2 separate regions of the Homo sapiens genome follow, and region 1 is linked to region 2. A link is an interaction called in ENCODE POLR2A ChIA-PET data of the cell type or tissue named here. Cell type or tissue: HepG2. All regions are shown on one strand. Each heading gives the region's core, and the rest is flanking DNA. Links, peaks and the distances in the headings are about the cores only.

Region 1 (14,973 bases), core at 4,748-12,747, 86 kb before region 2:
TGCCAGGCTGGAGGAGGCTTCATCTGACGGTGATTCCCACCCTCGCCACCACCCCACTCCACTTTTCCTGGGAAGGCTCTGGGTCCCCTGGCCTTTCATGAGGCCAAGGTGTTGGGGATAGGAATGAGGACAGAGGCACTGGTGTTGGGTGTCGTCTTCCCACCAGGCATTGCCTGACACAGGCTGGTCCCCCCCCTGAGGCCCTGCGTGGTTCTGTGCCTGCCCCTTCTCCATTGCCCCTGGTCCTGGGGGTCATTTGGCTGCTTCCTGGCTACTTCAAGGGCTGGTTGGAGGCTGCCTTTCCAGAATCCTGGAAAAGCTGCTTCTACCTGAGGTTCTGGGCCTCACTGGGCTCAGCCCCAGGCTGGGGGCCACCCCTGACACCCCGTCTCTGTACCTATCCTGCGACCCTGGCTCTGATTCTGGGTGGGGGAACCTTGCTCTCTGCAAGACGTGAGTTCTTCCTGCTCTTCTCAACTTTTGAAACTCAAAAGCCAGGAAGCCTCCTGGGATCCCCGTACTTGGTGTCCCCGCCCTTCCCGGAGGCACTGAGTACAGACTTACAGTGGGGAAGGACGGAAGGGAGAAAGGAAGAGAGCAGGGGCCTAGGTGGGTGCAGGGCAGGGAAGAGAGGCCAGTTCTGCAGCCTCCCCAGACAGTGGCCCTCGGGATCCCTTTACATTTTAAAAAACTGCTGAGAACCCCAAGGAGCTCTTCTTGCTTGTGTGGATTCTATCAGTCGATACTCACGTTAGAAATGAAAACTAAGAAATGTATAACATATTTATTTATTCACTCAAATGTAATAATAAATCCATTACATGAACATAACATTTTTTATAATAAATACCTATGCATTTTAAAATGGACAAATTTAATGAGAAAAGTGGCATTTGTTGGATTGTGGATATTTCTGCATCTCTCTGTAACAGCTGGCCTCTGGGGGACAGCGGGTCCTCACACTTGCTTCTGCAGTGGATCTGCTGTGAGACTTTGTTTAGGATGAAGTACCTGAGAAAACCTGGCTTCCAAAGGCACATCGTTGGAAAAAGGGAGGATATTGTCACATTGTGAAATACATGTATATTGAGACGGAGTCTCACTCTGTCGCCCAGGCTGGAGTGCAGTGGCGTAATCTAGGCTCACTGCAGCCTCCGGCTCCTGGGTTCAAGTGATTCTCCTGCCTCAGCCTCCCGAGTAGCTGGGATTACAGACATCTGCTGCCATGCCCGGCTAATTTTGGTATTTTTAGTAGAAATGGAGTTTCACCATGTTGGCCAGGCTGGTCTCTAACTCCCGACCTCAGGTGATTTGCCTGCCTCGGCCTCCCAGAGTGCTGGGATTACACGCATGAGCCACTACACCCAGCCATGAATAGTCTTTAATGCTACACAAAAACTAATCAGTGGTAATGTCTTAAATTCAGATGCAATGTGGAATCTAAACATCTATCAATGAACTTTTCAAACTCTTTACACTCATGTGAGAATGAGAGTAAACAGGGCAAATAATCCTACGAACCCCTTAATGGGTCTTGGGGACCCCTAGGGATCTTCGGACCACACTTTTAGAACTGTTGTGTTCTCTACAATGGACACGAACTCATCATTTTTTATGGCTGCATAGTATTCCATGGTGTATATGTGCCACATTTTCTTAATCCAGTCTATCATTGTTGGACATTTGGGTTGGTTCCAAGTCTTCGCTATTGTGAATAGTGCCGCAATAAACATACGTGTGCATGTGTCTTTATAGCAGCATGATTTATAATCCTTTGGGTATATACCCAGTAATGGGATTGCTGGGTCAAACGGTATTTCTAGGGACATGGATGAAGCTGGAAACCATCATTCTCAGCAAACTATCGCAAGGACAAAAAACCAAACACCGCATGTTCTCACTCATAGGTGGGAATTGAACAGTGAGAACACATGGACACAGGAAGGGGAACATCACACATCAGGCCTGTTGTGAGGTGGGGGGAGTGGGGAGGGATAGCATTTGGAGGTATACCTAATGTTAAATGATGAGTTACTGGGTGCAGCACACCAACATGGCACATGTATACATATGTAACTAACCTGCACGTTGTGCACATGTACCCTAAAACTTAAAGTACAATAATAAAAAAAAAAAAGAACTGTTGTGTTCTCAAAGAGAAGTATCCCAGCAGTCAGAAAGCTGCTGGTTGACCCCCACCAGGGACATACCAGGGTATGATGAAGAATGCAGGTTCAATTCCCATTTCTGCTGCTTCCTGGCTGTGTGTCTCTGGGGAGGTCACTGCTTCTCTAAGTCTCAATGTCTTCATTTCTAAAACGGTGATAAGAAGACCTACCTTACAGGCTTGTGGTCAGGACCCATGAAAAGCAGGATGTGAATGCAAAGCCCTTGCTCATATGTGTTCCTTTCTGCCACAGGGCCTTTGCGCGGGCTGTTCCCTCCATCTGAAACCCCTTCCCTCCCGGTTTTGCCAAGGGAACTCCTTTCCCTTTAGCTCTTGGCTTAAGTGCTTCTTCCTCCAAGAAGCCTTCCCTGACTTCCCTGGAACGTCTGTTAGAAACCCCTAGAGCATGATCAAAGCTTTATATTTTTCAGGGTTATAGGTGATTATCTGTCTCCCACCAATCCCTAAGCCTGGGTTGACTTTTGCCCTCTGCCGTAGGAGCTTGTGTGGAATGAATGCTGTTGAAAGAATATTGGTGATAAAGTGCCATCTTTGCTGATATCTTGGTTTTTCCATCCTTGGAATGAAAAAGCTGGGCTTTGACAAGGGGTCCCTCCCCAACCCCCACCTTCTCTGCCAGCAGCTGGACTGCACCAAGCAGGGGCAGGTGGAGGGGGGCTCATGCTCTGAAGCTGCAGGGGTTCTCTCGGGGGACCCAGCCCTGCCTGAGCCCCCTTTATGTGGGGTACCCCGGAGGCCTCTGGGGTCATGCTCCCCATCTCGCAGCTCTTTCCTTTCTGCACATGGTACCTGCCCTGCCCTAGAGCAATCTCTCAAGCATCCAGGCTGGCAGACGCCCTTCTCCCTCCCCTACTCTCCCTTCAGATGGGCTCAGTCAAGGATTTCTTCTCTGCAACCCCAAGCCGACTGTATCTCTGTGTCCCTGCCATCATGGCACATATCCCATACCCTCATCTTCCCCAACCAGGCAGCACGTTCCTCAAAGGCCAGGATTGTGTCTTCATCATCTTCGTCCCCCTGGGATCAGACAGTGGGCCTGGTGTCCAGTAAGTGTCCAATACATATTTGCTAAAATGACACGAATGCAGGACTCTGGGAGAGGTTCCTCTTATCGAAGGAGGTTGTACAAGTTAGCTTTGGGCTGCAAGGAATAGAAACTCAGCTCACACTGATTTAAAGCATAAAAGGCACTTACTGGCTTGTATTAATGAAAAGCCTAGTAGAAGGGTGAGCTTCAGGGTTGGTTTGATCAGAGCTTCAACTCTTTTCCTCTGCGATTTACCCAGTTCTGCTTCCGTGTGTTGTTTTTGTTTGTTTGTTTGTTTGTTTGTTTCCTCTGGCTGGTTTTCTTCACGGCGTTGAAACAAGCATGACTGTTCCAGGTCTCGTTCTGTCCAGATGAAGATCTCTTCGAGTGGCTACTTGGAATGCACTCCAGAGGCCCCTGACATTGATTCTTCTCTAGACTCAAACTAACCTAGTTACATGTCCGCCCTCGAACCAGCGGCTGCAGCCGAAGGTGAGATTTGGAAAATTAGCTTAGATTTGGTGTCAGGAAGGCGATCAGCTCCCCAAAAAGGGGGACCACACGAGAGAAGTGTGGCAATCCCCTCAAAATACGAGTAGTTACCAAGAGAAGAGAAAGTGGGCAAGACCGTCAAAGCATCCACTCGAGGAGTTTAATTATATTCAAACCCATAGCAAAAAAAGAAGCTGTTTTTTGAGCAAAAACCAACCCAGGGAAAACTTTGCTAAACGTCCAGATATTTCACCAGAACCTTCTGTCAAACATAAGAAGATAACAGATTTCTGTACTCTCTGACTGAATTTTGCTGACCAAATCCAAAGTCAGTTCACAGAGCCACAGATGACTTTACTGAATTTTTTTAAAAATGTGTTTGTTTTTCCGATTATGATAACAATACATGCTTGTTGTTAAAATATTTAAATAATGCAGAAAAGCATTTAAAATAGTAGTTCTCAACCAAGGGTGGTTTTGTCCCCCAGGAGACATGTGGCAATATCTGGATACATTTTTGGTTGTTAGGATAGGGGGTAGGGGTTAGCTCCTGGCATCTAGTGGGGAGAGGCCAGGGATGCCACTAGACATCCCACAGCGCCCAGGACAGTCCCCCGCAATGAAAATTATCTGACCCAAAATGTCAATAGTGTCAAGGTTGAGAAACCCTGATTTAAAGGAATGTAAAAATTACCCCAAATCCTACTGTCCAGAAATAAACACTGCCGACATTTTGGCAAACATCATTTAGAATACTCTTTTTAATATATGCCCATTGCACACACAACTTAATACAAATGAGATTATGCACATGAAAATGCTTTTCTCTACAATGTCATGGCTGTCTCTCTGTATTGCTGTTTTTGTTTGTTTGTTTTTTGAGACAGAGTCTCGCTCTGGTACCCAGGCTGGAGTGTAGTGGCATGATCTCGGCTCACTGCAGCCTCCGCCTCCCAGGTTCAAGCCATTCTCCTGCCTCAGCCTCCCGAGTAGCTGGGATTACAGGCGCCCGTCACCACGCCCGGCTAATTTTTGAATTTTTAGTAGAGATGGGGTTTTGCCATGTTCGTCAGGCTGGTCTCAAACTCCTGCCCTTGTGATCCACCCGCCTTGGCCTTCCAAAGTGCTGGGATTACAAGTGTGAGCCACCACACCCGGCCCTCTATATTGCCATTTTAATGAGTATTTTTAATACAGCTTAACACAATGTTTTATATTTATTTAATGCAATTTCATAAATTTTTAATACAGCATTTCATTATATGAGGACTATTGTTTGCTTAATGAATCTTCTGTAGTTTGGCATTTCAGAATTTTTTCCCCCAATTTTTCACTATTATAAACAATGCTGCAATGAACGACCTTCCCCGTAGAGACTACTTGGCCTATTAGAATAAATGCCCCCAAGTTAAATTTCCAGGTTGCTTTAAAATTTCTGCCCAGTGAACAGCATGGTGCTTGTTGCCATTCTGCTCCCAGAGACCCTTGTAGAGTCCGTTCGGGACAGTATGAGAATCCCCATTATCCCATACTCTGCAACACTGAGAGTTGCCAATCTTTTTTGTCTTTTCTAATCTGATAGGCAGAAAATGACATATCATTGTAGCTTATCATTGATAACTGGTGGGGTGGAACTTGTCTTCATACTTTTTTTTCTTTTTTTCTGAGGCAGTGTCTCCCTTTGTCTCCCAGGCTGGAGTGCAGTGGCACCATCTCAGCTCCTACATCAGCCTCCCAAGTAGCTGGGACTACAGGCATATGCCACCACACCTGTCTAATTTTCCTTATTTTTTGTAGAGATGAGATCTTTCTGTGTTACCCAGGCTGGTCTTAAACTCCTGGGCTCAAGCAATCCTTCCACCTCGGCCTCCCAAAGTGCTGGGATTATAGGCATGAGCTGCCTCGCCTGCCAGAATAGTGGGTTTTTAATACGGTGTTTACCTCTTCTTATTGTTTTGCAAGAACTCTTTGTATATTAAGGATAGTAATTCTTTCTAAGAGTCTTATAATTGACTATAAAAGTCTCCCTCCCTCCCTCCTTCCCCTCCCTCCCTCCCTTCCTTCCTTCCTTCCTTCCTTCCTTTTGTTCCCTTCTGCTTTCTAAGGATATGCCTGGTGTTTGGCAAGCATTGCATGAATTACATTAGGAAATAACTTTTGTAACAAACCCATTTAACAACCATTCTTTGTTCCCCGCCTCCTGATAATGCTCAGAGCCACAGCAACAGCCTTTGCCCAACTCCATGTCATTAACCCTTGATCTTTTCCTGCTGAATAGCAGATTGCTTTCCGGGGCTGGCAACACAGTTTCATTTTCACCTTCCTGCTGATGGAACTGCCCTGGCTCTGTGCCAGATGGCTGTTTACATAAGAAATGATTTGATTATATTGCACAGCCAATGGCAGCCTTTCTCAGAATAAAGAAGCCAGAAACATATAATCAAAGCCATTAACTGTGTACAAAGAAACGCAGCCCACTCTAAATTTCCCACCAACCATAATCACAGTTTTCCAGAGAAAAATAAGAACAGGGTTATGGTTCCCTACTAAAAACGTGTTAGGGGAAAGACTTTTAAAAGGAAATTGTGGTATAGCTCAGTTGCACTCTCAGATCAACCCTTGAGCCTTGACTCCAATCCCAGCTCTGTAACTCACTGTCCTTGTGACCTTGGAAAAGTCGTTTACTGCCAAAAGCCTCCGTTTCTTTATTGTAAAATGGCTATAATAGTAATATCAACCTCAGAGGTTTACGAGAGGATTAAGTGAGATAGTGCATAAGAACACTTTCTCAGTCAGAATGTTTTCAGCCGCAAGGAGCAGAACACTTGACTAAAGGAGGGAAAAAAAAGCTAGAGGACTTATAATTTTATTTAACAGGGTTGTTTCATTTGGAGGCATAAAGATGTAACCAGTGATTCACATTCTTTTCTTCTTCCTGCTATGCCATTCTCAGCAATTTATGGACATGTCTCCTCATGGTTTCAAGACAGCTGCTGTGGCTCCAGGCATCACACTGGGACATGATAAAATCAAGCAAAGAGGAGGAGGGCATTTTTTCCCCTGTGTCTCCTTTCATGATGGAGAAAATTGTTCCCAAATTTCCCCCCTGCAGATCTGCAGACTTCTTATTGGCCAAGATGGCGTTACATCTATAATTCCAAACCAGTCACTGATGGAGGAATGAGAATGACTGCAGTTGGCTTGGACCTATAACTCACTCTGAAGCCGGGGCGAGGAATAGCCACCGTCCCTGAGCTCCTGAGTAGATGCACAACCAACAAAACTGAATCCCGTCAGCGAAGGAGTCATGGGTGGGCAACCCGTGCTGTGTCTACCATAAGCACAACTCCTGGTGCTCATGAGGTGCCCCCAAAGGCTGGCATTTGGCAAGCTCAAGACTGGGAGTCCACACAGTGCTCCAGGTGGGAGGATCACAACCGCGATTGGCCAGGGAGTCCCTCTGGGTGCCAGACCCCTGTATGCAAAGCCCCACTCAGCATCTCCACTTGATTGGCTTATGGGAACCTCAAATCCAACACACTATATTTGAACTCATCATATTTCCTCCCCACTGGCCTCCTCTGTTGGTACCCACCTTGCTCAAGCCAGAAGCTGGCTGGTCCTCAGGAGTCCCTGCTTTCCTTCCCCATCTGTGCCCACGTCTCTCCAGCTCTGCCATCATCTTCCACCTGGACACCAACCAAGCCCCCGCTCTCCCTGCTGCTGTGTGGGCATCAACAGCCTATGCTGTTCCCTCTGAACGGAACTCTTCCCGCTCCTGTTTCCCTGTCACCTTGCTCAGGAAAGCTCTTCTGATCCCCCCAAGTTGAATCCCTCATTACAAACCTCACATCCTGACATACATCTCTCCATTGCCCTGATCATACTTCTTATTTACCTGTGTGATTATTTCACTCATGTCTCACCCCACCAGGTTGCAGCTCCATGAGGGTGGGAATTGGGTCTGTTTTGTTCACTGATAACCTTCAGTGCCTGACACATAGTAGGGCCTCAATTTTATTCCTGAATCCCATAAATGAATAAATTCATCCCCTGCCCTGTGGCCAGGGAGATCACTCTAAGAAGCAAATCTAATCACTCCCTCTCCTGCCATAAGCCTTCCATGGCTCCCCTTTACCCACAGGACAAAGTCTAAAGGGCTTAACCTGGCTCTTTCAGGCTCCTCAAAGTGGATTCTGCCACCTCTCCAGCCCCATCTCACCTGCCCCATTGTCCTTTACGGTCCAGCCACCCTCTACTCCTTTAGGTGTCTCAAAGTCTGCATGTTCTCTCCTATCCCTGGATTTGCCTATATGCTATGTTTCTCCCGGAAACTTTGTCTCAAAAAATCTTCATTCTCATTGCCAAGGCTTTAAAATTTGCCTCTTTTGGGGAAGGTTTAGTTCTGTAAGCTCATTCTGGAAATCTGGGTTCCTTCTATCTAGCTGTTGTCATCCTCAGTCCATAGCTTCCAGTCAAGTCCAAAACAGCTGCTATAGCTTCTCCGTCACATCTACGTTCCAGGCAGTGGGGAGAGAGAAAGGGTCATTCCTCTTAAGGGCATGACTCAGAAGCAGTGCTATCACTTCTACTCAATCCCATTGGCTGGAGCTCAGTCATATGACCATGCCTAACTGCAAAGGAGGCCGGGAAATAGAATCACTATCTGCCGATTATGTTAGCATGTTTCCCACTAATGCTCCAAAATTCTCTCAGTATGAGAAAAAAGCTGATGGATGTTGGTGGACACTGATGGTCCTGCCACACTCACCCCCACAGTGCCAGTCATGGACTTATCTCTGCCCAGCCAGACTGTGAGCTCCCTAAGGACAGGGACCATATATGGTGGTCATTGCAGCATCCCCTGCAACTCACAGAGTGCTGGTTGTGACATATGGCAAATCAGAGTGAATTGCAGAGGCCGGAAATACAAGGTGGAGAAACTGAGGCAGGCACCAGTTGAGTTCCACACACATTTTCTGGGTGCTGATTACACATAAGAACCCTGGGCTTGGTCCCGGTGCCTGGGGGGCAGCAACACTTGTCTGGCCTGGCAGTGTCCCCAAAAGCACCCAGTTGGGGGCTGCAAGGCCCCACCCGGTGGGGAAGCTGCAGAAACAGAGCAGAGTCCACAGTCAGAACAGGAGGCGCCACAAGGGCCTACAGGTAAGGCAGGTCCCAGGCCCTCAGCCCACCTGGCCCTGGCCCTGCTGCACTCTTGGCCACTCCCCAACATTATCTGGCCTTGGGCCCAGCCCTGAGCACCTGCCCTTCCCTGCTCTCCCGAGAGGCCTGAGCTGGGGTTCCCCTCCCCTGTCGGCTGCCGTGGGAAAGGCCTTATGGTAGCTCTCAAGGTCCAAGTTCCAGCCTCAACAGCTGCCGTACTTGCTATTCCCTCTGGCCAGACCTCCCTTCCGTGCTGCTCTAGCTTCTCCTGCTCTCAGCTTAGACGGCACCTCCTCACTGTCTCCAAAGACCACCGCCCACCCCGGTGCCTCTCCACCACATTGTGCATCTTGTTGCTTCCCAGCATGGGTCTGTGTGGGGTCGTAGGGGAATCCTGCTCTTGTTCATTCATTTGTTGGCTTCTTTGCTCGCTGTCTCCCCCAGTAGAGACATGGACATTTTCTGTCTTGTTTTCCACTGTATCCAGAGCCTAGCCCAGGGCCTGGCACCTAGTAGGTGTTCAGGTAATATCTATGGACTACCTACATACACACACAGTGAGGAAAGACAAGAGAATTAGCACTCACTGCACTCGTATGACATGCCAGCGCATGCGTTGTTCACTCTGAGGCCCACGACATCATTGCCTGGTTGGAATCATTATCTCCATTTCACAGTGGAGGAAACTGAGACTCAGAGAAATGAAGTGACTCGACCGAGGTTACGCCAATAGGAAGGGCCAAGTCTCAGACGGGGGGGGATATTTATAACGAAATGCAAAGATCTTGGAGGAGGGGGTGGATTCTTGGTTGTACACATCGATCAAAGCTCATCAAACTGTACAGTTGAAATCAGAGGTTCTCAACCAAGCATGGTTTTACCCCCAGGAGACATTCAGCAAAGTGCAGAGACATTTGGTCATCATGGGGGTAAGCAATGCTACTGGCATCTCGTGGGTAGAGGCCAGAGATGCCGCTCAACATCCTACAGTGCCCAGGACAGCCGCCACAGCAAAGAATTATCTGACCCAAAATGTCAGTAGTGCTAGGTTGAGAAACTCTGCTTTGAAGGAATGTAGTTTACTGAACACAAATTATGTACTCCATTTATTAAGGCATAATCAATGCATTTTTTGTAAAATAGAAAAAATAGAAAAGAACTAACATAATTGGAAAAGAAAGGAACCAACTAAGTACAAAACAATGGCCACATAATTTAAAAAGGCAAAGAACAGATCAGAAAATACAAAGAGCCTATATGTAAATGACAAGGGGCTCCACCTTAATACTAATAAGGGAAATTCAAATTATAACAAAAAGCTGGGGGGTTGCCTCATGTCTGTAATCCCAGCTCTTTGGGATGCTGAGTTAGGAGAATCACTTGAAGCCAGGAGTTTGGGAGCAGCCTGGGCAACATAGTGAGACCCCATCTCTACAAAAATTTAAAAATTAGCTAGGTGTGGTGGCGTGAGTCTGTAGTCCCAGCTTCTCAGGAGGCTGAGGCAGGAGGATCGCTTGAGCCCAGGAGTTTGAGGCTGCAGTGAGCTATAGCTAAAAAAAAAATTACAACAAAAATAATCACAATGGGAAAAAATTTTTTTAAATGACAGATGGGGCCAGGCGCGGTGGCTCACACCTGTAATCCCAGCACTTTGGGAGGCCGAGGCAGGCGGATCATGAGGTCAGGAGATTGAGACCATCCTGGCTAACATGGTGAAACCCCGTCTCTACTAAAAATACAAAAATTAGCCGGGCGTGGTGGCGGGCGCCTGTAGTCCCAGCTACTCAGGAGGCTGAGGCAGGAGGATGGCGTGAACCTGGGAGGCGGAGCTTGCAGTGAGCCGAGATCGCGCCATTGCACTCCAGCCTGGGCGACAGAGCAAGACTCCGTCTCAAAAAAAAAAAAAAGACAGCTAGGCTGGTGAGTGTGGGGGAAGTAGGCCCTCTCATCCTCTCCTTTGTGGATGGAGGGAGTGCAAACTGGCAAAGCCCTGGCGGTGGTGTGGTAGCACTTTGCATCATTTGTCTAGCAATCCCAGTTGTGCAGAAATACACATGCGCTCAGAGAGCTGTGTGCGGATGCTCACTGTGGTATTGTTTATAATAGTGAAGTTTAGGCTGGAAAACTAAATATCAATGAAATCAATGAACGTGGAATTAGGTAAATAAACCATGGTGCATTCATGCCATGGAATACTATGTAGCAGATCAAAATGATAAGGCAAATCTCTACACACATAGTTAGGCGGAACAAAAAAAGCGGGCTGCAAAACCACATTTGCAATCTGTTTCGAATCAGGTGGCACAAAAGAAATCCAGGGCCCAGGCCGCTAGCGCTTGCCATCATTCATCACCCCTTCTCCCCACTTTTGAATGGGGCGGCAATGTGCCCAAGTGAAATAAGACCTCCCCAGCCTCCCCTGAAACCACGCGGGTGCAATGTAGTAGCCATGAGACCCAGAGCGCACACACTTTGTCCCTTCCCTGCCCTCTTGCCTTGCTGAGAAGCAACCCTCTTGAGCCAGGAGTTTGAAAGTCACATACCAACATGGGAGACCAGGAAGCTGGTCATTGGTGATGTCCCTGAACAAGCCTACAAGCCCAGACTTGCTCACCTCTAGACTTCTTTTTACACAAGAGAAGTGAACTCCCATTGGGTGAAACCCTGGTGTTTGTTATTTTTTACTTGCAGCCAAGTGCAATTTCAGAGGCAGCAAACTCACTGGGGAGGAGGACGGTTGAGTCTTCTGCAACAGAACTGTATTCAAGTGTCATTTACATAGTTAAGACTTTTCTAAAATAAATCAATACATCAAATAAAGCCTGTCTGGCTAGAGTCTGTGGGACTCTTGCTGTTTCTTTCAAAAAGTGTTTGTTGATTGGCTCAGGTCCCTCTCAACCCAGGCAAAAATGCCAAGGGGAAGATGGAGGGACATCGAGGGGTTTCCCTGTGACCTGCTGAAGGAGAGGTTGGAATGCTGTTTTCTTAGGAAAAGCTCCATTTTCCTGGTAAGAGGACTAGCGCCTGAGTCTCTCACTCCAGGGAGGCTCAGGGGTCAGTCCAACCAGCCCAACCCGGGCTGCCCCTATCATAATTGGTGACCCTCTAGCCTAGACATGCTAGCCTCCAGGCAGTGACCTGGCTGTCTCTCCCACCTGTTTGTCCTCTTCCCAGAAGGAGGATGCTCCCTTTATCTCAGGCCAAAGTACCCCCCTCACCCTCCCAGGGAAGGGGAGGAATGCCACCTGTCATCACGGGATGGGTGAGTCACCTCTTACTGGCTGGAGGCCATAGCCAGCCCAACCTCTCTCTTTTGCCCCCTAGCTCTCCCCTGTGGGTGGGGAACGATGGGAATATCACCCTAAAAATCGTGACAGCAACAGCTGCCATCTCTGTGGCATGGAACCTGTCACTGGAAGCTTGAGTGCACAGCCCTGGGTTCCAAGCCCAGCTCTCATGTTCTAACCTGGTGATCTGGGGGGAGTCACCCCTTCCTGATCCCCATTTATGCATTTGGCAAACGTTTATTATGCAAGCACTCTGAACCGGGCAGGGGGTGCTGAGGATGCCACAACGAACACCCCGAAACAATCCTGCCCTGTGGAACCCATTAGGTAGAGACGTTCAAAACTAACAATAATGATAATGTTAATAAATTTTAAAATTCCGAGTGTCAATTGGTGATGATGTCACAGAGAGAAGGGGCGAGGAGTGCTGGTGCAGAGGTCTTGTTCATGTAAGCAGGTGGTCTAGGACGCCCTGAGATACTTTGAAAATGGAGGAAAGGGCTGGGTGTGGTGGCTCACACCTGTAGTCCCAGCACTTTGGGAGGCCAAGGAAGTCAGATCACCTGAGGTCAGGAGTTTGAGACCATCCTAGCCAACATGGCGAAACCCTGTCTCTACTAAAAATACAAAAATTAGCTGGGCGTGGTGGTGAATGCCTGTAATCCCAGCTACTCGGGAGGCTGAGGCAGGAGAATTGCTTGAACCCAGGAGGCGGAGATTGCAGTAAGCCAAGATCATGCTACTGCACTCCAGCCTGGTGTCTCAAAAAAAGAAAGAAAAAAGACAAAGAAAAAATAAAATGGGGGGAAGACCTGGAGGAGGTGAGAGAGGGAGGCTTGTGGTTCTCTCAGGGCACAGAGTCTCAGGAAGAGAGAACAGCAAGTACAAAGGTCCTGAGGCTGCCGTGTGACTGATGTGTTCCAGGAGCAGGGAGGAGGCCAGTGTGGCTGGAAGGAAGATGCCAGAAAGGCAGAGTGGGGGTGTACTACCACACGGGATTTAGGGACACTGCCAGGACCTTGTCTTTGACTGTGGGTGACATGGGAGCCAGAGGAGGGTGTTGAGCAGAGGAGAGATGTGATCCGACTTCCTTTGGGTAGCAAGACAATGATGGAATGGGGGAGGTAGTTCGGAAGCCATGGCAACAATCCAAGCACACACACTCATGCCAGGGCGGGGCTGCGGACCTTGGAGGGTGGTAGGATCCTGGATGCAGGCTGTGGATGGGAGGTGGTGGGGCAGAGGCTAGAGAAAGAGAAGAGTCAATGAGGACACTCAGGTGTTTGGCCTGAGCCCCTGGAAGGAGAGAGGTGCCACTTTCAGAGGCAAAGACGATGCAGGAGAGGTAGGATCCTGCTGGAGGAGGCGTTTGGTTTCTTACCTGGGATGTCCGAGATGCCTGTTAGGCATATTGAGTCGTAGCTGGATATTCAAGACTGAGTTCAAGGCAGGAAATGTATGGTTAGAGGCTTTTAGCTTGGAGATAGTATTTAGAGACTCAGTTTCTTTGTCTGTAAGGTGGAGATTAAACAGCATCTGCTTTGCAAGGTTGCTGTGAGCCTGGGTTGAGGACTGAGAGTTCATGGGCAGGTAGCAAAGTGCAGGTAAATGTCAGCTCCGTTACTTCCACACCCAGCTCACTCAATCCTCATGAGGTCGTTATTATTGCCATCAGCTTTAATTTTACAGGGAGTGGAGGTTCAGAGAGGTTAAGTGACTGGTCCAAGGTCACATAGCCTGAAAACAGCGCAGCCAGGATCCAAGGCTGAATCTAGAGTCTTGTTCTTGGCTTTCTACCCTGCTGCCTCCTCCCTGCTCTCCCAGCACCAGGCCCTTGGATCTTGAACTGATCAGACTTGAGGGGCTCCCAGTTGGGAAGGGAGACAACCGTGAGTGGAAATGCCTCCAGGCAGACAGGACCTGAGCCTGCCCCACTAGGGGGCAAATTAGAAGGGGGGCCAGTGAGGCAGCACAGCCATGTGGTTAAGGGAAGCACTGTGATGCCAGACCACCTGGGTCCAATTTGGCTCTATCCTCACTAGGTGTGTGATCCTGGAGATGTGACTCATGTTTATTTGTGCCTCAGTTTCTGCTGCTGTGAAATGGGATAATACAGGTTATTGGGAGGACTGAATGAGTTGGTCCATGCAAAGTGCTTAGAACAGGACCAGAAACTCAATAGGCGCTCCAGCTCACTTTCCACCAAACGTGTGCCCCCAGGGCCTGGGGCCACCTGCCATGTCTTTGGGTCCACATCTGTCCCTTGCTCAAGGTTCACATCTTGCCTTGGCTGCTGTGAGCTATGTGTTTTTGGGTTTCTCACCCAACTTCCCTGCACTCACACTTCCTTTGACCCCAAAGTGGGAACCATATCTACCAGTGGTGAGGATCAACATGCACAGTGCCTGCAGAGGACACTGGATTGTAACTGTGACAGGCCTCAAGTGGGTGCTCAGTGTGCACAAATGTTCATGACAGCTGGAAACCCAGATGTCCTCCTGCAGTGGAACGCTACTCAGTCACAAAAAGGAACAAGTGCGTGATATTTGCAACAATGCAATACATCTTGCAGGCATTGTGTTGAGACCAAAAAGAACGCTCCTGGTTTTTGAAACTCTAGATGAAACACAACTAAACTTTGGTGACAGCAAGCAGATCAGTGGCTCCCTCGGCTGGGCCAGGGATGGGGAGTTTGGAAAGGGATATAGGGAACTTCGTTTTAGAAATGTTTTGAATGTTGTTTTGGGTGTTTGATTCATTGGAATTCATCAGACTAAACCCGTAAGACCTGTGCATTGATTGCATGTTCATCA
Region 2 (14,973 bases), core at 3,437-11,436:
GGACTGTGTGTGCGAAGCGGGTGGGGTGGGATGGAGGAGAAAGGTGGAAGCTAAGAGGCCAGCAAGGACCCACTGCAGTGGTCCGGGTGCAGGGTGGCAGTGGCAGGACAGGGCGGTGGCTATGGAGGTGGTGACAAGAGGTTGGAGTCTGGACATACTGTGTTTCCCGGCTCTTTTTTTTTTTTTTTTTTTTTGAGACAGAGTTTCGATCTTGTTGCCCAGGCTGGAGTGCAATGGCACGATCTCGGCTCACCAAAACCTCCCTCTCCCAGGTTCAAGTGATTCTCCTGCCTCAGCCTCCTGAGTAGCTGGGATTACAGGCATGCGCCACCATGCCTGGCTAATTTTTGTAGTTTTAGTAGAGATGGAGTTTCTCCATGTTGGTCAGGCTGGTCTCGAACCCCTGACCTCAAGTGATCCTCCCGCCTTGACCTCCCAAAGTGCTGGGATTACAGGCATGAGCCACCGTGCCTGGCCTTCTTCTTCTTTTTTTTCTTTTTTGAGACGGAGTCTTACTGTGATGCCCAGGCTGGAGTGCAATGGTGCAATCTTGGCTCACTGCAAACTCCCCTTCCCAAGTTCAAGCGATTTTTCTGCCTCAGCCTCCCAAGAAGCTGGGACTACAGGTGTGCACCACCATACCTGGCTAATTTTTGTATTTTTAATAGAGGCGGGGTTTCACCATATTGGCCAGGCTGATCTCAAACTCCTGACCTCAGGTGATCCTCTGGCCTTGGCCTCCCAAAGTGCTGGGATTACAGGCCTGAGCCAACATGCCTGGCCTGTTTCCCAACTCCTTTTGGCACTTAGGAGAAACTCCCCTCACTCACTCTCCTCCAGCCACATTGTGCTTGCATGATCCAACCTCAGGGCCTTTGCACTTGCTGTTCCCTCTGCCCTGCACACGCCGCCCCCAGATATTCCCAAGGCTTCCTCCCTCCCTTCTCAGGGCTAAAGCTGCTGAAACAGCCCACATTCCTGACATTCTCCTCCCTTGCTCTGCTGGGTTGGTCACTACAGTGAACTTCCTGGCCTCAATATACAGGAGACGTTTTTTCTTGTTGTTGAGTTGTCTATCTCCTGCCGTAGGGCATCAGCTTGAGGAGGGAACCAGTGATGTCTCTTTTTTTTTTTTAAACAGAGTCTCACTCTGTTGCCCAGGCTGGAGTGAAGTGGCACAATCTTGGCTCACTGCAACCTCCACCTCCTGGGTTCAAGTGCTTTAGCCTCCTGAGTAACTGGGATTACAGGTGTAAGCCACCACACCTGGCAATTTTTTTTTTTTTTAGTAGACATGGGGTTTCACCATGTTGGCCCGGCTGGTCTCGAACTCCTGGCCTCAAGCGATCTGCCCACCTAACCCTCCCAAAGTGCTGAGATTACAGGCATGAGCCACCGCGCCTGGCCAGCAATGATTTCTCTCGTTCACTGCTGTATCCCCGAGTCTAACTATGCCTGGAGCAGAGTAGTCCATCAGTGGGACTTGTAGAAAGAATGAGAGAAGGCGTCAGAGATTGATTTTGTTTCTGCCACTCATTAGTGTATGACCTGTGCAAATGGCTCCTCCCTCCATCCCCAGTATCCTCTTCTATAAAATGGGTCTCTCTACATAACCTCTGTAGGGCTGTTGTGAGAATCTGGGAAGCCTACGGCAAAAAGCCTTTAGCACCATTCAGGGATCTTCGAAGCTGTCCGTGTTAGGTGTTGCTATGAACCTTAGGAGGGAATGAGAGGATAGCTGGAAGAGAGTCACCCCCGCAGAGGCCAAGAAGGAAGAGAGAAACACGTTTGTCCTAAGATGGGACAAGGCTGTTTTTTCCAGTATTTTCAGTAAGAAAACGAAAGAGCATCCAAGAATCTCAGGGCACAGTCCAGGCTGCAAGCTTCTTGGCTGTCTGGCCTCTGCCCATCTTTCCTGCTCTCTGCTCCAGCCTATAGCTCCCTTCCCCGCAGCCCTGTGAGCCCCTCAGTGGCCCCAGGATCCTCTGCTCCTCTGCTCCTCTGGGAATCCAGTCCCCTCCGGCTGAATGCCTCACCTTCCCCTGGGGTCTACCACTCAGCCCTCTGCAGCCAGCCCAGCTCCTGTGTGGAATTCCCTGGTGGCTGGTATGAGGGGGTGCCCAGCATCCCCTCCTCATCCTGTGACAGTGGATAAGGGCCAGCTGTTAGCATCATTGTTGTTATTACTATTACACAAACGCTTCCAATGGATCCACACCACCTAAGCAGCGCCAGGAAGCCAGGGAAATGCCAGAAGCAATAACAGTCAGCAACTATGTAGTACCTACTGTGTACTGTGCTGTATTGCACATAGGCACCGTTCCAAGCCCTTCGTGCTATTAACTCATTTGATTGTCACAGTGTATGAGGCAGGTACTATGTTAACTCCATTTTACAGATAATGAAACAGATCTAGAGTGGTTAAGTAACTAACCACTGAGAAAGCTAGATTCAAATTTGTGGGTTGGCTCTAAAACCTGTTGTTTTAATTAACTCTACACACTGCTGCCTTATGGCATTTTATTGTTTGAAATAATAACATTTCCTGAGCACTCACTATGTGCCAGCTACTAGGCTCAGAATTACCTTTCTTCACCCTGAAAGACCCTATGAGTTCATTTGATTATTAAATAGTCCCATTTTACAGAAGAAGAAACTGAGGCATAGAAAGATAGTGCCTCACACAGTGTGGCAAATTGTGTTTTCTGTTTTTTTTTTTTTTTTTTTCTTGCTCTGTTGCCCAGGCTGGAGTCCAGTGGCAAGATCATAGCTCACTGCAGCCTCCTGGGCTCAAGCCATCTTCCTGCCTCGGCCTCCCAAAATGCTGGAATTACAGGGAGTGCACCCAGCTGCGCATCGTGTTGTCTTAAGATGCTTACAGCATCATCTCTCATCCTCATGATCTGTTTCTGCTTCTTTTTTTTTGTAAAAAAAAACCCCCCCAGCTTTATTGAGATATAATTCACATACCATAAAACTCACCCTTTTAAAGTACACAATCCAGTGGGTTTTGGTGTATTCACAGAGTTGTGCAATCATCACCACTACCTAATTTTAGAACACTTGCATTGCCCCCGAAAGGAACCTCACACCCATTAGCAGTCACTCCCCCTTCCCACCATGTTGTGAGGAAACCCAAACCAGCCCAAGTGAAGAGACCACACGAAGAAGTCACACACAGGTGTCTTTCTGATGGCCCAGCTGCGGTAGCAGCTGCCAGACACGCAAGTGAAGACTCTCCGACCGAGGCCAGCACCCCAGCCACCAAGTCGCCCTCAGCCTTCAGGCTGTCCCAGCCGAGGCCCCAGACACTGTGGAGCAGAGACAAGCTGTCCTGCTGTGCCCTGTCTGCATTCCTGACCACAGGATCTGAGAGATATCATTCCAGGCGAGTAGAATGGCTGCTTTACACCGCTGTGTTCTGGGGTGGGTTTGTTATGCAGGAGGAGTAACCGAGCCACAGCTGGTAAGGGGCAATGCTCGGGTTTGAACCCGAGTCCTTCTGGCTTTGAGGCTGCCCCTTAAACCACATATAGGCTGGATGATCCCCTGGATGTGGAGGAGTCGGCACTCCCTTTCTTGTGCAATCGACTCAGTGCATCGGGGTGACGTGCCCTTTCTCTAGCTGACCTTCTGGAAGCACATAAACGGAGACAGAAATGCTTTCTTTTTGTTTTGCCAGTTTATTGCTGCTGCTGCTGCTGCAGTTCTTATTTAGTATATATGAATTCTTGTTCTTATTTTTTGCTAGTTAGAGTAAGGCTGGGCGTGGTGACCCTCAGCTGTAATCCCAGCACCTTGGGAGGCCAAGGTGGGCAGATCATTTGAATCCCAGAGTTTGAAACCAGCCTGAGCATCGTGGTGAAACCCCATCTCTACAAAACAAATACAAAAATTAGCCGGGCACGGTGGCATGTGCCTGTAGTCCTAGCTACTTGGGAGGCTGAGGTGAGAGGATGGCTTGAGTCTGGGAGGCGGAGGTTGCAGTGAGCCAAGATTGCGGCATTACACTCCAGTCTGGCCGACAGAGTGAGAGCCTATCTCTCAAAGAAAGAAAGAGAAAGAAAGAAAGAAAGAAAGAAAAAGAAAGAAGGAAGGAAGGAAGGAAGGAAGGAAGGAAGGAAGGAAGGAAAGGAAGGAAGGAAGGAAGGAAGGAAGGAAGGAAGGAAGGAAGGAAGAAAGGTTAGAATAAATAGATAAGAAACACAAAAAATCCACCTGCCATCCCCACTACGCAGGAAAAACCTCCACATAACACTTGAATCTTGTAGAATTGTATCTACCAGGCATTTAACTCACGCAATTTCACTGGGCATCAGTGGGCCAAAAAGGGTGATGGGGAGAGTGACAATCTTTATTTTTTCGTTTCTTTTCTTTTTCTTTTTTTTTTTTTTTGAGAGAGTCTTGCTCTGTTGGCCAGGCTGCAGTGCAGTGGTGCAATCTTGGTTTACTGAAACCTCTGCCTCCCGAGTTTGAGTGATTCTCCTGCCTCAGCCTCCAGAGTAGCTGGGATTACAAGTGAGCACCATCACGCCTGGCTAATTTTTGTATTTTTAGTAGAGATGGGGTTTCACCATGTTGGCCAGGCAGATCTCAAACTCCTGGCCTCAAGTTACCTGCCCGCCTCAGCCTCCCAAAGTGCTGGGATTTACAGGCGTGAGCCACCAAGCCCGGCTGAGAATGACAATTTTCATATGGCAAGTGAGTGTAGCTGGCAGGTCCTATTTTTTGTTCAACATGGCCCCAAACACAAGATGACCCCTCTCCATCCAGGGGCTATTTGGATTTGCTAAGTGTTTATAATGCACCACGGTTGAGAGGAAATTTAACATATTTTTCAGGATCATTTTTGATTCTGCATAAAAAGAGACCTTTTTTATCCCTTCCAAAAATGGGATTGAGCTATGCAGATGGTTTTGTACCTGACTTTTTCACGTAACAACGTACTTTGAACTGCTTTTGGGCAAGTGGCTTTCTCCTGGCCTTCATGGGAAGGAAGCGCTCTGGGAGTCCACCTGCGCTCTTGCTGAGTGGCAGTCAAAGTCGACTGGAACTCTACAAGCTGTGCAGTCAGGATGCTGAGCAAAAGAAGCCAGATGGGAAGAGCACACACTGTGTGCTTCCCTTTATAGAAAGTTCAAAACCAGCAAAAGTCATCTATGGGGTTAGAATTCAGGACAGCCATTAACCTTGGGGGTGGTGGTGGGGAGGATTTACCAGGAGAGACATCAAGGGGGCTTCTGGAATGTCCTGTGTACATCTGGGTGCTCATTCCACGAATGTGTCCACTTGGCGAGAATTCACTGAGCTCTTTATGTATAATGTGTGTACTTTTCCTTGCAATTAAAACACACATACAAACACACGCAGATGCATGCGTGCGCGCGCGCGCGCGCACACACACACACACACACACACACACACACACACACACACACACAGTGTTCTTAGAGCGCAGGCTGTCCTGTCTGGAAATACATGTTTAATGCTTTTGCCACATATGGGCAGAGGTGAGTGTTGAGAGGACTGGGTATGAAGTTGGGAACCCAAGTCTGAATCCTGGTTCAGCCATCATTAAATGTGTGACCTTGGGCAAGTTACTTAACCTCTCTGAGCCTCAGTTTCCTCATCTGGACTCTGTACCAAGCCCACAAGATCACAGAAGCAGCCACTGCTCGCCTCTCCATCTGGCTCTTCCGTTCTTCTCTGGCTGTCTCTCTAAGCCCACACCACACTGGCCACCATTCTTGTTCCTATCACAGCAAAGCTCAATGTGGCCTCAGGGCTTTTGCCCTAGCTATTCCTGCTGCCTGGAATTACCCTTTCCCTGATTTTCTTGTGGTTGGTTCCTTTTCCTCCTTCATGTCTCAGTTCAAAGGTTACCTTCTCAGAGAGGAGAGCCCCTCACTGACCACTATCCACACCAGCCATCATCAGTTCCATTCCCTGGCCTCAGTTTCTTCCCAGTGCCTCTTAGGTTCTGAAATGGTCATATTTGTTTCTTGCATTGTTGTTGCTCTTTACTTGTTATCTGCTTGGCACTCCCTCTAGACCCATGGACTCTAGGACATGAGGAATCATGATTGTCTTGTTCATTGCTACACCTCCATCACATAAAACAATGTGTATTTGTTCAATTAACCAATCAATCTATACAGCGATCTGATTCTACTTTATGGAATTCTCGGGAAGTTTCGAAAGTACGTTTTAAACAGCCAGGTTTATAAGAATGAGGAAACTTTGAAAGCTCTGTTTGAATGTGGTTAACTCTACTGAGAAGAATCTAGATAGGCCCAAGATGCTTCGTGAGCTGCGTCTTCCATAATTTCATCTACACTGAAAGTCACTATACCGCTTGCAACCACCCGCCCCCCACCTCCACCTTTTGCTATTTGCACCTTTTGTTATTGGCCATTTGGCTGGAACAAAGTCACTAATATTCTTAGTAGTTTATTTCTATATATAGAGATTTTCTTTTTTTTTTTTTTTGAGACGGAGTCTTACTCTGTTACCTAGGCTGGAGTGCAGTGGCATGATCTCGGCTCACTGCAATCTCTGTCTCCCAGGTTCAAGAGATTCTCCTACCTCAGCTTCCTTAGTAGCTGGGATTATAGGCATACACCACCGAGCCCTGCTAATGTTTGTATTTTTAGTAGAGATGGGGTTTCACCATGTTGGTTAGGCTGGTCTCAAACTCCTGACCTCAGGTAATCTGCCCACCTTGGCCTCCCAAAGTGTTGGGATTACAGGTGTGAGCCCCCACGCCTGGCCAACATGGTTTTAAGATGGTCAAAAGGTACAGAGTGTACAAAGAGAAGTCTGTCTCCCTCTGACTACTGCTCTAGAGCCGATTAGTGTTTCCAGGTACCTAGTAAGCGCTTCCAGAACTGTTCTGTGCAGAAACAGGCATGTGGGCTATATCTTCATCTTTCCCGTTTACACAGAAAGGATCTAGTTCAATACACTGCTTTATATCTTTGCTTTTTCTTTTTTCTTCTTTATAATTGATCTTGGAGCTGTTTCCATACCACACATTGTATGTGTATGTTTTAGTTGCACAGAAAGGTGTACGCATCAAGAGCTCAGAGAGTAACTGGTCTCTCTCTCTCCTTCTCTCTCTCTCTCTTCTTTTAAGACGAAGATTTGCTCTTGTCACCCAGGGTGGAGTGCAGTGGCCTGATCTCGGCTCATTGCAACCTCTGCCTCCCAGGTTCAAGTGATTCTCCTACCTCAGCCTCTTGAGTAGCTGGCATTACAGGCGTGCACCACCACGCCCAGCTAATTTTTGTACTTTTAGTAGAGGCAGGGTTTCACCATGTTGGCCAGGCTGGTCTCAAACTCCTGACCTCAGGTGATCTGTCCACCTCTGCCTCCCAAAATGCTGGGATTACAGGTGTGAGCCACCGTGTCTGGCCATTTTTTTTTTTTTTTTTGAGACAGGGTTTTGCTCTGTTACCCAGGCTGGAGTGCAGTGGCATGATCTTAGATCACTGCAGCCTCTAAGTCCCGGGTTCAAGAAATCCTCCCACTTCAGCCTCCCTACTAGCTGCGACTACAGTCATTCTTTTTAAAAACCATAGAATACTGACGGACACCTCAGGCAGCTCTGGTCTTTTGCTTCTGCAGGCAGTGCTGCAGTGATGGTCCTTGGATGCACCTTTGGGCCCAGGAAAATCACTGATTCCTTTTGAATCTGGTAAAGCAACCCGAGAGTTTACCCCTCCCCAACCTCATCTTCACCCCTCGGCCCATCCCGCCCTTGCTGGTGTTTGTGTTTTGGCCTTTTAAAGACTTTTTCAAAATTGACTTTGGCTTCTTGGCCTGAACTCTGAAGTGTTTGAGCTGATAAGATAGCAGGCTTGGCTGTGGGGGCCAGGGGTAAACAGTGACCCCGGGGCCCTCAGCCCCAGTAAGGGAGGGGCCACAGCCCCAAGTCTCTCCTGTCTCCAGCTGTGGGAGCAGGCGGTGTGGCTGGAGGAGGAAGCTGAATTGCGTTGGGCTCCAGATGGGTTTGGGAACCGGAAGGAAGTGGGAAGCTGGCCCCACACAGACCCACTTCTCTGGGCCTTTGAGAACAGTGCCAAGAGGCGCAACATGGGCTCAGTATTTGCCGGGGCCTCTCCTAAACCAAACAGGACGCCACGGGCAAGTTGGAGCAAAGTCCTGGCAAACCTGAAGACACATCCCGTGGAGCCCCAAGGAGCCGAGGGTCACAGGAGGGGCCCTGCCTCCAAGGCCGTGGCAGACAGAACTGGCACCATCTCCACACAGCGTCACCGAGTGATGTCCAGTCGTCTCAGGCCGGGGATTGTAACTGCCCCGCTCTGATCTAGGCCACAGAAGTGAACAAATCAGTTTGGATTCCCACCCTCTAGAACTTTCTTCAGTTGAGGAGGGAAGAGAGAGGATAAATAGGCAAAAACTGGCCAGGGTGCAGGGGACTACAATGGAGAATGGCCAGGCTGTGGGGGCAGAGCAGGGGCACTGCTCACCCTGGAGGGGGAAGGCCTCCCCAGTCATGCCTCGTCCCAGCTTAAAATGCTTTGGGGCCTGCCATGGTTTCTCAGGGCTCCTGGGACCATGGCCTCTGCGTGATCTTCCCTGCCCACCTCTACCAGCAGGGTCAGTGGTGCCAGCTTGGCAACACTTGGTGCCCATGTCTACCTGGGGTCCCTGCATGGCTGCTCCCTCTGCTGGCAGCGCCCTCACCTCCCACCTCCCACTCAGCTCTCAGCTCTCAGCTGAGATGTCACCTTCTCGTCCAGGAAGCCTTCCTTGATGTCCCTGGATGGTCTTGGGGCTATCACATGCTCCTGTACATTCCTCATCCCTGCTTCAGTCACTCTGGGGTTACTTGTTTGCGGGTGGCCCAAGGTAGCCCAGCATGGCCAGAACCCAGCCCTGTGGATGACCCTGCTGGATTCAAATGCTAGCTCCGCCTCTTAGCTGTGCAACCTTGGGCCTCAGTTTTGCCATCTGGAAAAAGGGCATAGTGATGGCATCTACCTCACAGGGTGGTTGTGAGGAAGAAGCAGTTTAATACAAGTACTTAGAAAGACATCTGGCACCAACTTTGCACTCAGTAAATGTTGGCTGTGCCATTACACTTGTTCTCTCTCCCACAGAACACAGCAGGTGCTCACTTCACATTTGCATGCTAAATCAGTGCAGCCCTTCAAATATGCTCATGAAAATGAGCAATGGGGGGGAAGGCTTAGTTAATTCAGATGCTCCTCGACTTGGGATGGGGCTGCAGCCTGATAAACCCACTGCAAGTTGAAAATATCATTAAGTCAAAAGTGCATTTAGTGCACCCAACCTACGGAACATCATCATAGCTTCGCCTCGCCTCCCTTAAAGGTGCTCGAAACGTTTACACTCACCTACGTTGGGCAAAATCATCTAACACAAAGCCTATTTTATAATAAAGTGTTGAGTATTTCATGTAAAATTATTGTACTCTGTATTGCTAAACTGATAAAAGATTAAAGTTCAAAATTCCAAGTATGATTTCTATCAAATGCCTATCTCTTTCGTACCATAATAAACACGAAAAGTCCTAAAATGAACCATTGTTAGTCGAGGATCATCTGCAACGGAAAAATTTTTTTAAAACACAACAGTAAAGAGTGATTTACAACTATGTAACACACACACACACACACACACACACACACACACACACACACACACAGTCCAATACCCTGGCTTGGGGAAAAGAAAGAAACAGACCGTTTAGTGTGGTTTTGTTAGAAGGATGGGACAAAAAAATAATTTTTCTTCTTTCTTGTTTGATGTGTTTTTTTCTACTCTTCTTTAATAAGCATGGTTTCAATTTAAATGGGAAAAAAAATAACAAAGAATCTAGAGAAGGAACCCGCAAGCCCTTTCTGTTCCATAGAGTTTTCCCACAAACTGGGGCAGGGGGTGGGGTAGGTGGGGTGTGGCGGGGTGGACAGAGAAAGAGCTGCCCTTTAGAAGTTAAGCAAGAGCAGGAAAACCATCGTGTGCCGGGCGGGGGTAGGGTGTCAGCTTGACCAGGGGAAGTTGTGGCAACTAATAACAAAGCAACTCCTCTCCCAACTCTGGGCATGGCAAGACATGCCCCCACTCCCCAGACCCCAAGATGGAGCTAGCAACCCTGCCTAATGCCACGGCCCTGTGTTTCCCTGCAGCGTAACACGTGTCGCACGGCAGCGTCTGTAAAGAAAGGGCCTTGTCCGGGCGCGGTGGCTCACGCCTGTAATCCCAGCACTTTGGGAGGCCGAGACAGACGGATCATGAGGTCAGGAGAATGAGACCATCCTGGCTAACACGGTGAAACCCCGTCTCTACTAAAAATACAAAAAAATTAGCCGGGCATGATGGCGGGCGCCTGTAGTCCCAGCTACTCAGGAGGCTGAGGGAGAATGGCGTGAACCCAGGAGGCGGAGCTTGCAGTGAGCCGAGATCGTGGCACTGCACTCCAGCCTGGGCGACAGAGCGAGACTCTGCCTCAAAAAAAAAAAAAAAAGGGCCTCACCACCTGCCCCCTACTCGCGTATGTTACCTCGCCTCACCTGCCTAACCCTGAAGACCTGCCTGCAAGCAGTAAGGTACTACTGTTAGCCCCATTTCACAGACGGGGAAACTGAGGCTCAAAAGGTGTAATAATTTGCCCAAGGTTGCCCAGTTGATCAATGACAGAGTCTGAACTTAATACCATTTGGGCTGGATGTGGTGGCTCAGGCCTATAATCCCAAAGTTTTGGGAGGCCAAGTCGTGAGGATTGCTTGAGTCCAGGAGTTCAAGACCAACTTGGGCAACATAGTGATAGCTCATCTCTACAAAAATTAAAAAATTAGCTGGGCATGGTGGCATGCACCTATACTCCCAGCTACTCAAGAGGCTAAAGCAGGAGGATCTCTTGAGCCCTGGAGGTTGAAGCTGCTGTGAGTCATGATGGTGCCACTGCACTCCAGTCTGGGTGACAGTGAGATACACACACACACACACACACACGCAGATTTTAACACCATTTGGTTTTATCCTTGTCTGTGATGTCTGTGATTTGTCATCTTTTTTTCCATTTCCACTAAAGTAGATGTTAACAAATGGAAGGCTGGAAGAATGGATGGATGAATGGGTGGGTGGATGATAAATGGGTGGATGGATGGATGGAAGGAAGGATGGATGGATGGATGGATGGATGGATGAATGGGTGAGTGGATGATAAATGGGTGGATGGATGGATGGAAGGATGGATGGATGGATGGATGGGTGAGAGATGGATAATGAGTGGAGGGATGGATGAATGGATGGATGGGTGGGTGGATGGAAGGATGGATGGATGGGTGAGAGATGGATGATGGATGGAGGGATGGATGAATGGATGGATGGGTGGATGAATGGATGGGTCGGTGGATGGATGGAAGGATGAACAGATGGATGGAAGGATGGATGGATGGATGGAAGGAAGGATGGATGGATGGATGGATGAGAGATAGATGATGGCTGGAGAGATGGATGAACAGATAGATGGGTGGATGGATGAATGGATGGATGGTTGGGTGGGTGAAGGATGGATGATGGATGGAGGGATGAATGAACAGATGGGCAAATTAATGAATTAGTGGATGACTGGGTGGGTGGAATGCATGCATAAAATAAATGGGTGACTGAATACAAAAAGAACTAACTAAATAAATAATGATGAAAGGCAGAGGGCACTAAGAGGGTTTCACCTTTCAGGGTTTGTTCCTGGACATTGAATGTGCCCTTTGGAAAGATTGCAAACTGGCAGTTATCAGGGTAAATTGGGCTGCAGACATATTTTGTTTGATCTTCACAGGGTTTTTAATTTTTTGAATTGTCATTATTTTAAAATTAGGAAATTTCACATTAAAAATCTAGATTTCTGATTTCTCCTGCAAAATTGGGCCGGCACCCATACCAGGAAATAATATACCAGGACTGACGGGGCTGAGCCTCTGAGTGCTCACGGTCCCCACTGCTCCACAATGCAGTCCTGCTATTGGGGTTGTGTCCACTGCCATTTATCATGGCAGTTTGGGCTGGTGTTTTTCTCAGTACCATTACAAGGAAAATGAAAAATCTCTTACAGGTGGCTCTTGGTCAAAAGTGGAAAATGAACTTAGGTAAAGAGGAAATTGGGAGAGAAGTATTTCTTTGTGGCCATGGAGAACACTCCTGTGGATTCGATGGACCAGCAATGCATCTTGCCTGAGTGGTTAGGGGCACAGATGCTAGAGCCTGATGGCCTGGGTTCAACCCCCGGCTGTGCTACATACCGGCTGTGTGGCCTCGTGCAAGTCACTGAACGTTTCTGGCCTCAGTTTCCTCATGTGTAAAGCAGAGGTGGTGTCAGTCCCCACCTCATAGAGTGTCAATGATTTTCTCTCCGTGGGGCTCTCTAGGTGTGAGCTGCTATTATCTTACACAGGGCTGGCTCCCGTCATGTGTGTGATCTGCCTACCCTGAGCGTCCACAGCAGCGGTTCTCAACCAAGGTCAACTGTGCCCCCCAGGGGACATTTGGCAATGTCTAGAGACATCTGGGGTTGTCACAACTTGGGTGGGGAGGGGCTACCAACATCTTATGGGTAGAGGCCAGGGAGACTGTGAACAGCCTGCAAGGCTCAGGACAGATCAGCAAAAGATTCTGCTGCCCCGTGTACTCCGCCCCGTGTACTACGTGCTGAGGCTGAGGAACCCGGATCTACAGGAGTCCAAGTCCCCAGAGGGGCTGAGCTATGGCCAGATATCTAGGAGTCCCTGAAGGCTGCCAGAGGTGATTCCCTCTAGACGTGGCAGGAGCCATTCCCTCTGGCCTGAGCCACCTCAGCCCTCAGGATCATCAGGCCCCAAGTAGTGCCCCGTCCCAGGGTGCCTGGCCCCAGCCTGCTCCCAGCCCCATACAACAGGCAAGAAATGTGTCTGTCCCTAGCGCCTCCTGGTGGCCCAGCCCTAAACTACATGACTCTTCCCAGCCCAGGGTGGTGGGAGGGGAGGATGAGGACGTACCTTCCGGGTGTTTAATCCAGACTAGTTGGGAATGTGGGAATTTAAGGTCATGGAAGGCGGTAGCCAATGTTTCAAAGACAAATTGACATAGGTTTGAATCTCAGATCTTCCACTGACCATCTGGGAGGCCTTGGACACATCCCATGACTCTCCTGGGCCTCAGTTTCCTCATCTGGAATGGGGATGATGTTATTTATGTCACAGTTTCGTTGGGAGGATTAAATTAAGTGCATAAACAGATGAAACATACGAGATGCTTAGGATTAAATTAAGTGCATAAACAGATGAAACATACGAGATGCTTAGGATTAAATTAAGTGCATAAACAGATGAAACATACGAGATGCTTCACAAGCCTCCTCTCGGATACTTGTTATTGCTGTGTTCATAGCAATTCATAGCCACTTGTGTTTGATGAATTTCCAGTGTACTCAGAGTGATTTTTTTCACTGACTATCAACAAATAATTTTGCTGCAAAGAAATACAGATATGGGAAAGGATGCACAATATATTATCAAATGACCACAGGCCTCAGAAACATTGTATACAAACACTCTATCTGTGTGTGTGTGTGTGTGTGTGTGTGTGTGTGTGTGTGTGTGTGTGTGCGCGCGCGCGCGCAGAGAGAGAGAGAGAATCTTGGTTGTTAACCAGCCTGGAGTGAACACGACTCACTGCAGCCTCCACCTCCTAAGCTCAAGCAATCCTCCCACCTCAACCTTCCAAGTAGTTGGGACTACAGGCACCTGCCATCATATTTAGTAGAGACAGGGTTTTACCATGTTGCCCAGACTGGTTTCAAACTCCTGGACTCAAGTGATCCTCCAACCTTGGCCTCCTAAAGTACTTGGATTACAGGTGTGAGCCACTGCACCCGGCCTGATATATCTATATTTTAAAAATATGTACTTTCATAACATGTATGAGAAACAAATACCTCATTTTCTTAGTATATAAAAATCCCTAGCAGATCAACAAAAAGACAATTATCCAAGAGAAAAATAGACTAACAATTTGAATGCTTTGCCACCAGAAAAGAAATATAAACAGTCTTTGAACGTATTTTTTAAATGTCCAATCTAACATATAAACAATGAATATGTAGATTAGAACTATGGTGAACACCTTTTTCCCCTATCGGCAAGGCCAAGATCAAGAAGTCCAATCATACTTGGCCTTGGCTAGGACGTGGGGAAACCAGAGCTCACGGAGGTTGCCGGTGCAAATGACGATTGGTAGGTACAACCTTAGAGAGCATTTAGACAACCAGCGTCAAAATGTTTAAACGCACCTGCCCTATGACTGGGCGATTCAGTTGCTAAGAATGTATCCATCAGAAATAGCTCTGAATACATGGAAAGACTTCTGTGAAAGGGATACTAATTGCAGCATTGTTTGTTGCAGAAAAACCCTGGAAATACCTCCGTGACTATCACCAGAAAACTTGTTAGATAAATTATTATATTCAGACAATGGAATGTGCAAAGAATGCTCTCCTAGTGCTGATCTGGAAAGATCTGCCAAGGTACATTGCTAAGTTGAAAAAAACAAAATCCCAGTGCAGAACAGGGTGTGTGGTGTGCTTCTATTTAGAGAAATGAGTACAGGAATCCACGCACATATTTGCTTATCTGTGTTCTGGATGTCTCTGTAATGATCCCCAAGAAATGATAACCAGAATGGATTCTGGGGAGGGAAGCTTGGAGTTTTAAAGCTGGGGATGGGGGTTAAGGATTAGAGGGAGAAGACCCACTGTAAATCTTTTGGTATCTTTTGAATTTTTGCATATGAATACAATCCCTTGTTAGTTTTTAAAAATGGAACTTTTTAATGCATTGATAGATGACAGAGAGAAAAATGCCTTGAAGGATATGCTCCAACGTGTCAATAGCACTTATCTCTGGGTGGCTGATGTGAATTAGAAGCGACTTTTATTTTGTTCTTTTTTTA

Evidence for each region. ChIA-PET counts read pairs that join two places held together with the same protein. Peaks named below come from ENCODE experiments on the same cell type or tissue, not always from the same donor. Only the 100,000 strongest peaks of a DNase experiment are listed, where the experiment ranks them.
Region 1: POLR2A ChIA-PET joins it to region 2 with 13 read pairs; 5 of 35 experiments call an interaction of 5 or more read pairs at or near these places.

What each region holds. Positions count from the first base shown.
Region 1 is chr20:50,360,775-50,375,747 of GRCh38, forward strand. LOC105372657 (a long non-coding RNA gene) reads left to right here. Exons shown (of 3, transcript XR_936837.3): 2 at 3,571-3,707; 3 at 6,661-8,092. Among named protein-coding and RNA genes, the nearest start is that of LINC01271, 47 kb to the left of the region's middle. RefSeq lists a silencer at 11,405-11,605 and an enhancer at 12,763-13,263. In HepG2, for the core only: a CTCF peak has its summit at 9,036; DNase peaks (open chromatin) are centred at 5,967, 8,277, 9,027, 12,097 and 2 weaker places; H3K4me3 peaks cover 1,663 bases.
Region 2 is chr20:50,447,984-50,462,956 of GRCh38, forward strand. No RefSeq gene overlaps it. Among named protein-coding and RNA genes, the nearest start is that of PTPN1, 55 kb to the right of the region's middle. RefSeq lists enhancers at 541-1,506, 9,730-10,258, 12,208-12,708 and a silencer at 12,920-13,039. In HepG2, for the core only: a CTCF peak has its summit at 8,704 (motif pointing left); a DNase peak (open chromatin) is centred at 7,878; H3K4me3 peaks cover 1,255 bases.